Regions from separate parts of the Homo sapiens genome. Here region 1 is linked to region 2. A link is an interaction called in ENCODE POLR2A ChIA-PET data of the cell type or tissue named here. Cell type or tissue: PC-3. All regions are shown on one strand. Links, peaks and the distances in the headings refer to the core of each region. The heading gives the core; the rest is flanking DNA. Region 1 overlaps MAST2 (microtubule associated serine/threonine kinase 2). Region 2 overlaps MAST2 (microtubule associated serine/threonine kinase 2).

The links. ChIA-PET counts read pairs that join two places held together with the same protein. Peaks named below come from ENCODE experiments on the same cell type or tissue, not always from the same donor. Only the 100,000 strongest peaks of a DNase experiment are listed, where the experiment ranks them.
Region 1: POLR2A ChIA-PET joins it to region 2 with 5 read pairs; 3 of 35 experiments call an interaction of 5 or more read pairs at or near these places.

What each region holds. Positions count from the first base shown.
Region 1 is chr1:45,868,261-45,872,654 of GRCh38, reverse strand. The region is part of intron 3 of MAST2 (microtubule associated serine/threonine kinase 2); the gene reads right to left. All of the region lies in intron 4 of LOC105378694 (a long non-coding RNA gene), which reads left to right. Among named protein-coding and RNA genes, the nearest start is that of MAST2, 67 kb to the right of the region's middle. In PC-3, for the core only: no CTCF peak of the experiment used is centred there; DNase peaks (open chromatin) are centred at 334 and 1,964; H3K4me3 peaks cover 450 bases; H3K27ac peaks cover 3,638 bases.
Region 2 is chr1:46,000,376-46,004,769 of GRCh38, reverse strand. MAST2 (microtubule associated serine/threonine kinase 2) reads right to left here. Exons shown (of 29, transcript NM_015112.3): 7 at 1,887-1,965. Among named protein-coding and RNA genes, the nearest start is that of PIK3R3, 130 kb to the left of the region's middle. In PC-3, for the core only: no CTCF peak of the experiment used is centred there; no DNase peak of the experiment used is centred there.

The DNA of each region.
Region 1 (4,394 bases), core at 301-4,300, 130 kb after region 2:
AAGAAAATTAGCAGGGCGTGGTAGCGCATGCCTGTAATCACAGCTACTCAGGAGGCTGAGGCAGGAGAATCTCTTGAACCCAGCAAGTGGAGGTTGCGGTGAGCCGAGATTGCCCCATTGCACTCCAGCCTGGGAAGCAAGAGCAAAACTCCGTCTCAAAAAAAAAAAAAAACCACGAAATGGTGCTATTCCCACAGATGAGGATTCACTGCCTATATGCACTACTCATTATTCACAATGACTAAAGCCATAAAATATTTCCAAAGAAAAGACAAAGGCCAAGTGTCCAAAGGCAGTAACCGCTACCCCCACAAGTAAATATGCAAGCCAGGAGTCACAAGGCTGGTCCTTGTCCTTTATGTCAACAGTCACCAGCGTGGAGATGACTATGGGTCAAAGCTGTCTATGCCTGAGGCAACTCCCTCCCTGGGACTCAGCCTGGCTCATTTGCTATTGAATTCTCACACTATACGTATATTGATCCCTACTGCAGTAGCAGCACTCTTTCCAGAGAAGGAAATTAACAGACTCTAAGAAACATAACCCAATAATCCACTCCATTGGAAGTGGATAGAGAATTGGGTTTTGGAGACAATAACTTTTCAACTAACATTTAAAATCAACGAGGCAAGGTGCTGTGGCTCACGCCTGTAATCCCAACACTTTGGGAGGCCACGGTGGGAGGATCACTTGAGCCCAGAGTTTGAGACCAGCCTAGGTAACATAGTGAGAACTCAAGAAAAACAAACAAATCAATGATGAAAAAAAGGTATTCTCTGCCACTAAAATATTATATGTCTCTTGATATAACTCATAATTAAACCCACATAATGTAACTAACATAAATAACACTGCTTGGGCTTAGGGTAGGAGTGGTGAACATTCTAGGGCCTACTCAGAATCCACTGCTGATGACAATACCATTGTCAAAGGACAAAATTACAACAGATTTAGTTTAAAGATCAAACTGACTTTCAGTTTAAAGATCAAACTGACTTTTGTTTGCAATTCTGTAACATCTCATTCTTAAAAATAGAATGCGTGTTCTGCTGAGCTAAGCAGAGGGGGCTGGCTTTCTAAGCAGAAAATGGGTTAAGAAAGCACAAACAGGGAACAAAAAGCAGATTATTCATTACAAAGTGACTCTCCTTATAGAGTTAAAACAGAACTTTCTTATCATGCTAGCTCAGGTAAACTGGGTCACCTCTGGTTACAGTGAATTTCATGGTTTTGTTGTTGTTTTTTAAACTGGCCTGTTTCAGTTCAGTTTGATTACATGGCCAAATAAGTTTGGGGGAGGTAATAAGAGACATGGAGTGCTTGTAGTGTTCAGGAGGGGGTTAAAGTTTGAATTTGTTCTAACACACCAGTAGAAATAGAAAAAGAAAATAAGAAAAAAAACTCTACCAATATTTTTAAAGGGTAAAAAAAAAAGGGGACAGTAAGGCATAGAGATGTAGGATATGGAATACAAAAAATAATATGGCACAAACAAGTCCAAATATATCATTAATCATAATAAATGTACACAGACAAACTTTTCATTACAAACAGGACTTTTTTTTTTTTTTTTTAAAGAAAACCTACTGTATGCCATTTGCAAGAGATATACCAAAAGCAAACTGATATGAAAAGGCTGAAATAAAGGGATAGTTGGTTTCTGGAAAAACTAACAACAACAAAAAAAATCTTCCATGAATTTTTGTTGTTGTTATTTTAATTTTTTTTGAGACACGGTCTTGCTGTCACCCAGGCTGGAGTACAGGGGCACAATCATGGCTCACGGCAGCATCGACCTCCTAGGCTCAAACGATCCTCCCACTTTAGCTTCCCAAATAGCTGGAACTACAGGTGTGCACCGCCACGCCTGGCTACTTAAATTTTTTTTTTTTTTAATTTGTACAGACATCTCACCATGTTGCCCAAGCTGGTCTCCAGCTCCTGGGCTCAAGTGATTCACCCACCTGGCACTCTCAAAGTGCTGGGATTATAGGCATGAGCCACTGTACTCGGCATTCCACTGATACTTGATAATGAAAAAAAAGAGTCTTAATACCCAATATTAGAAATACAAAGAGAAACAGAAGAACAAATCAGCAAAGGTTTAAAAGAACAAAAATTTTATATATATATATATATAAACAAATTGATCTCAATAAATAACAAAATAAACAAAATGGACAAACTCTTAAAAACATATACCTTACCAAAACTACCTCAAGATGAAAAGTAGGAAACTTACATTATATACATGAGCATTTTAAAAAACTGAATCATACATTATTCCTGAGTTGGGTTTACCAACAAAATGTGAATGTGGTTATACAATAAAAAATTCACAAATGTTATATACCTCAAATAAATTGAGAAAAAATAAAACAATATCAGATGATACAGAAAGGCATGTCAAACAGGTATACAAAGAATCAAAAGCTGGGCGCAGTAGCTCATGCCTGTAATCCCAGCACTTTGGGAGGCCAAGGTGGGCAGATCACCTCAGGTCAGGAATTCGAGACTAGCCTGGCCAACATGGCAAAAGCCTGTCTCTACTAAAACTACAAAAATTAGCCAGGCATGGTGGCAGGAACCTGTGATCCCAACTACTCAGGAGGCTGAGGCTGGAGAATCGCTTGAACCCAGGAGGCGGAGGTTGCAGTGAGCCAAGATTGCACCATTGCACTCCAGCCTGGGTGACAAGAGCAAAACTCTGTCTCAAAAACAAACAAACAAACAAACAAACAAAAGAATCACAGGAACAGAGATCTTCAAGACTTTAGAAAAAGGAAAGGGAGAGAGCTAAAAAAAGGTGGAGGTCTTTACATTGAGAAACAAATGGTGCAAACTCAAATGCTTTAATAAGCCAGTAAGGTAATATACTGTACTTTATCAAATCTGAAAAACTATCAATTGCAAAAGACACTGTTATTTTTTGTAACAGTAAGAAACATTTTTTAAAATGCAAAACAAAAATAAGCCTGGCCAATTAACGTATAACACACCATCAAGAGTAACACCGCTATTTCAAAGCTGTTATAAAGTAAAAAGATGTGAGCCTTAGAATAGATGAAATTCAGTAAATACATAAAGCAGCAGAGGATAAAACAAAAGGGGACTGATAGAGACTATGTTGGTTGATTTTTCTTTAAATCTCCAAAGGTGGCTAAATAAAATATATCTACAGGAAACAGTCACCAGACCACCAATTTGTGATCTAGATTTACACAGAGAACACCAGAATTTAATTCAGAGGTGATCAAGGGATGTAACTGTAAATCACTGTAAGATTTCTGAATCAAACAGTTCCCTCTACAGAATACATGGCATCTACAGGAATGTATTGTTAACACAGACTCCAGATAGCCAAGGAACTCTAAAGATCTGAGGCTGGACTGATTATCCTTGTCTACAAAGATACTGGAGTTACCCATAATGACTATAATATTTGAAAATTAGGTACTCAGGTTTTAACTGCATGGGGATTATCAGAAGGTTGATAGGTAGAAAAGGAGGATAAAACCACTCAGGAATGGGGGGAATGTCAGAAAAAAATGACTATGAAAAAAACAAACAAAGGTACAAGACTGGTGTAGCTGCAACATAGAATAGGAATACATGAGTCAGGGCAAAGAAGAGGGACAAGAGTGAGATAAATTCCTTAACCTTCAAAGCCATCTAATTTACTGACTTGATGAAAATATCTTAGTGGTACTAAAAACTGAAGAGTACAAACTGAAATGTTTCTTTTATCAAGCTTCCCACAGAAAAGAACAAGGAAATGTAGAACAACAGAAGCAAATAATTAGGTTACATTTTTATCCATGTCATCAGCCTTTTTAAAATGAAATTTCAAGAAGAAATTGAATGTTTGAAATCTACCTGGTTCTTGAAGATTTTGTTTTTAAAGACTAAAAATTAGCTGAATCACATTTTGTAAGATGACCATAATTTATGACAGTCATAATTTGCAAAATAAAAAAAGTCCCAAGGCTTTCTCAATAATAATGCTTCCCAGTATGCATTATGTTGTCATATATCCTCCAAAATAATTAAGTACCCGTAAACAATGACACTCTAAGTACTCTCGTTTTTGAACAGCAAAGGCAAAAAGCAAGCAGGGGGTTGGGGGGGGTGCATAAAAATACTATACAATTTAGTTTTTGCCTGAAGGCAATAATTTTATCAGCACAACAAATATTTTCAATTCAGAACCTGGGAAATTGCACTGTCTATACAATGAAGACAGATTACTATATGTGCCTTATGGGCAAATAATGTGGAAATTATGGCACTAAGAGAGTTGATAACAAAAATTTGCTTATGGTGGCTAGTCCCTGACCTTTCAAAGTTAAAATCATCCCCCATAAAGTTGATTGGGAAACAGGGCAAGTATAAAA
Region 2 (4,394 bases), core at 157-4,156:
GCTAAAGCACCACACTGAGATAACTCTGTTGTCACAGGCTCAATAAACAAGTGAGAAATCAGCATTTCTTTTTTGCTAACAGTGCACATTTTCTCTCATAGAATGCTATAATACATGAAGTTATAAACAGCGAGTGAGATGTCTCCACAGGGTTATTTCTTGGCCCCATTTTAATAAATGATTTGGATCAAAGTTGCAAAAAATATTCTTACCAGCTATAGCTAACATGAAACTAGTGAGGCAATGTAAACTACAGTGGGCAAAACTGGTATTTTAAAGAATCCTAATAAGCTGGAGCAATGAGTTAAGTCTTAAAATTTGCAGATGAGACTTACCTTGGTTCTAAAAAAATCACTTGTTTGAGTGAAGAGTTATGGGAAAGGGGATTTTTTTTTTTTTTTTTTTTTTGAGATAGTCTTGCTCTGTCACCCAGGCTGGAGTGCAGTGGTGTGATCTCGGCTCATGGCAATCTCCGCCTCCTGGGTTCAAGCGATTCTCCTGCCTCAGCCTCCTGAGACGCTGGGACTACAGGCGCCCACCACCACGCCCAGCTAATTTTTTGTATTTTTAGTGGAGACGGGGTTTCACCATGTTAGCCACGATGGTCTCGATCTCCTGACCTTGCGATCAGCCTGCCTCAGCCTCCCAAAGTGCCAGGATTACAGGTGTGAGCCACTGCGCCTGGCCCGGGAAGGGGAATGTTTATTAGAGAAAGATCTTAAACTTAACAGTTGCCAAAGACCAATGACATCTTTGGATTAATGTGATAGTAGTATCTAGGTTGGGAGAGGAAATGTACTCCTTTTCCCTGCTCGAGATTCAGGAATAAAGGCACACTGAGCAGGGAAGACCTGAAGAATGCTGCAAGTAATGGGGATGGGGTCAGCAGGTCTACGGCCTGCTTCTGTATGGCCTTCAAAGACTAAAACATTTACTCCACGTTGGGCTCTTTACAGAAAAAGTTGGCCAACCTTGTCACTGTGGTTTTAATAAAAAGTTGCTCGGCTGGGTGTGGCAGTTCACGCCTGTAATCCTAGCACTTTGGGAAGCCAAGGCAGATGGATCGCTTGAGCCCAGAAATTTGGGACCAGCCTGGGAAACATGATGAAACCCCCTCTCTACAAAAAATTAGCCTGCTACAGGGTGGTGGCATGCCCCTGCAGTCCCAGTCTACTTAGGAGAATGAGGTGGGAGGATCATCTGAGCCTGGGGAGGTTGAAGCTGCAGCGAGCCGTGATTGCGCCACTGCACTCCAGCCTGGGTGACAGTGACACTCTTTCAAAAAAAAAAAAGTTGCTCAATGAGGGCTTAAGGGTCAATTGTGCATAGCAGCAATTAGTACAGCTCTTGTGTTTTAGGCTAAAACATTCTCCAAAAGAAATAAACGTTTTAGAGACAGGTCCAGCTTTTTGCTTCATATGCATCAAACTTGGATATCAAATAACAATCACTCTTCCCTTCTTTTTTGAAAGAAAAAGGTGAAAAAGAGGGGAGAGTCTACCAAGTGCTTCAGATATGAGAAAGGTGATCTGCTCTTGGTTCCAGTTCTAGAAATAAGGATGGAGGAGTAGGGGAAGTGTGCTTAGGAGTCCCCATATCTGGTCTCACTGTCAAAGCAAAAGTTCATCCTCAAGCTCTCCTCTGCCTCCACTAGAAGTAACTGATTCCCAGAGAGGGCACTGGTCATCCTTTCCGAAGGCACTTATGGAGCTGGCTATGGTTGGGAAGGGACCCCAGCCCTCTGTTGCACCCAACATCATCTCTCAGCAACCTCTCTGAGTTTGACTTTGGAGAAAAAGTTGAGAACCATTTTGTGACACTAGATAACCCAAAGGGAAGTACTTCCTTAGGGTGAAGGAAGTATGGCCACAGATTTGGCTACTTACTGAGACAGTGGAGCTAGGAGTGTTAGTTCCATATCCTGAAGAGGGCAAAGAGGCCAAAGACCAGCGCCGCCCATCAGTCCTGTATGCAAGAAAAAGTATTAGGCAGTTTCTGCAGGACTACACCCTGACCCACAACCTGCCTGTCTGTTCATCAGCATTTTGGGGGCAGTTGATTCACTGTAGGGCTCCTCCTTAAGACATTACTGCTCAGTCCAGTACATGCTTTTATATCTCTCCCCTACAGAGGGCTTATTGTTGTTTTCCCTGCAAAGACAGACATCTCTGACTATAAAATAGTCCATAACTTTGTATAACAGAAGAACATCTGTCATATAATACTGTGGTTTTGGAATATATATTTTCATACTCTCAACTTACTTTCATAGAAACAATGACAGAGGATTCCAGCTATAGGCAACATTACAAGATAGAACTGCCACTGAAATGCAGCTATTTCCATTTGTGAAGGCTCCGTGTTAAGGGCTCTTTGGTCTTCCCCAGGCCACTGGCTGACAACAGGAAGAAGTGGGCCACCATCTGGGTCTGAACTGAGCTAATCAATGGGAAACAGTTATAGGCTGCCTAGGAGCCGTTAGGACTCATAAAACCAATATTTGGGAATGTCTGTCGAAGAGTGACAGTAACTTTATGAAAGAGAAGGGAGGTGACATACCCTTAGCTGTATATGAGACTTTGGGGGAGGCTTCCTGCTGCTCTCAAAAGGATGCTCCCCACAGCTCTCATCAAAACAAACAAACAAAACATGCCCCCCCACCCCGCCACAGTTATTTGCTTTACTGTAGAGGGGAAAGATCAAGCAGGGATCTAGTTTGAAACTTTTATAATATGAACGTGTGATTCTTTGCCTGGACTGTGGGATGTGGTGTATTCTTTTTTGTAGAGCTTAAGGGTACAGCCTGCTCTGGTTGAAGTTAGATACAAAGTTTTTTTGCTGTTACTCACAGAACCTGAGACTATCAGCAATGGAGGATCTTTATAAGTTCATATTACAATTTACAGAGAAAACACTAAGATCCTGAGATTTGGGTGGTTTGTTCAAGGCTTCATGGTTATGGCAGGGACAGGGAGAAGAAGAAGCAAAAAGGAATAAATCTTGCTGGGGCTTCTCCCTTCGAAGCACTCCTCCCCACCCTCACCAATACCTAGCAGCTTTTCTACTCTGTTCTGTAAGGGGTGAGCCGCAGGTTCCATGCCACATGCACATGACTCAAACTTCATGCCACCCTGGCAGCAGCACATATAGGCTATAACTCTGCTGGAACCTAGTCTCTGAGGTTCAGACATGTCCAGGAAGGTGCTCAGACATGATGTTCTCTTTGACCTCTTTGCTGGGTCCTGGGAGCACCACACAATAAAACAAGTCGGTTCCAGGAAATAGCTCAGCAAAGATGAGACAAGTATAACTCAGGGATGGATTTCCCAAACCCTTGTCAAATACACTTTTGTACATGTGAGTTTTCCTCCCCTTAGATAGAAATGAAAACTAGCTGCATGGCAGCAATTTCTCTGTATAATGAACAGCAGGGGCCACCAGAGTCAGGAAGAAATGCCACCACATGATGCCTCTATTTCCTCTATCTGGTCACTGCAGTCATCTGACTGTGCAAAGCTGTGGGAATAAGGGTGACTTGTCCCTAAGCTCAGAAGTTTGGAACTATTCAGCAATTCCTGCCTCCAAGCATATGAGCTCTGAGCCTTGGTTCCAGCAGGTAGAGGGAGATCCCTTTGGGCCTCTTTGCAAGACATGAAAGGCCCAATGTTCATACCCACAGTCAGAGAAGAATCATCACAACCAGTTTTCACCAACCACAACATCACAAACCATATTGTCTGGCCATGCATAGCAGTTTCCCAGCCCCTCTCCCCATTATACCCGCTATTACCTGTCAGCTCTGTGGCTATGGCTGTAGTAAAAAAATACACATTATAGTGAGAACCAAAGGAACCAGAGAGAGTGATCTTTTTGAATCTTGGTATTTGGTCTAGCTTGGCACATTCCTTCTGTTTAGGAATGTGTGATAGTTTGAAGTGAAATTGTAGGACCAATGGGTCTATCCTTAGTGTTCAATTCAATCTGTCTTTTGTTTGACATTGCAAACCAATGTGATCCTCCAAAGCGCCAGCCAGTAACACAGAAACAAACGATTCCTGATACTCTGTTTGGCAGGGTTGAAACACTTCTCCCCATCCCACCAATAACCAGCAGCTTTTCTTACTATGTTGTATAAGAGGACAGCCCAGAGATCCATGTTCCATGCACATGACTCAAATGTCATGCCACTTAGCATAGACCTGTTTGGGTCTCAGTGGTAAAAAACCAGGCCCTGAAGCCTCCTAGTTGGTCCTACTCCTAAACCCAGGCAATGAAACAGACCCATGGTATCAATGGAACAGGCTGTTCCCTCTGCCTGGAATGGTCTACACACACCTGGGTCCTCGCACCTAACATGGCAGCTGCTTCTCATCCTTCAGAGAGGCTTTACATAG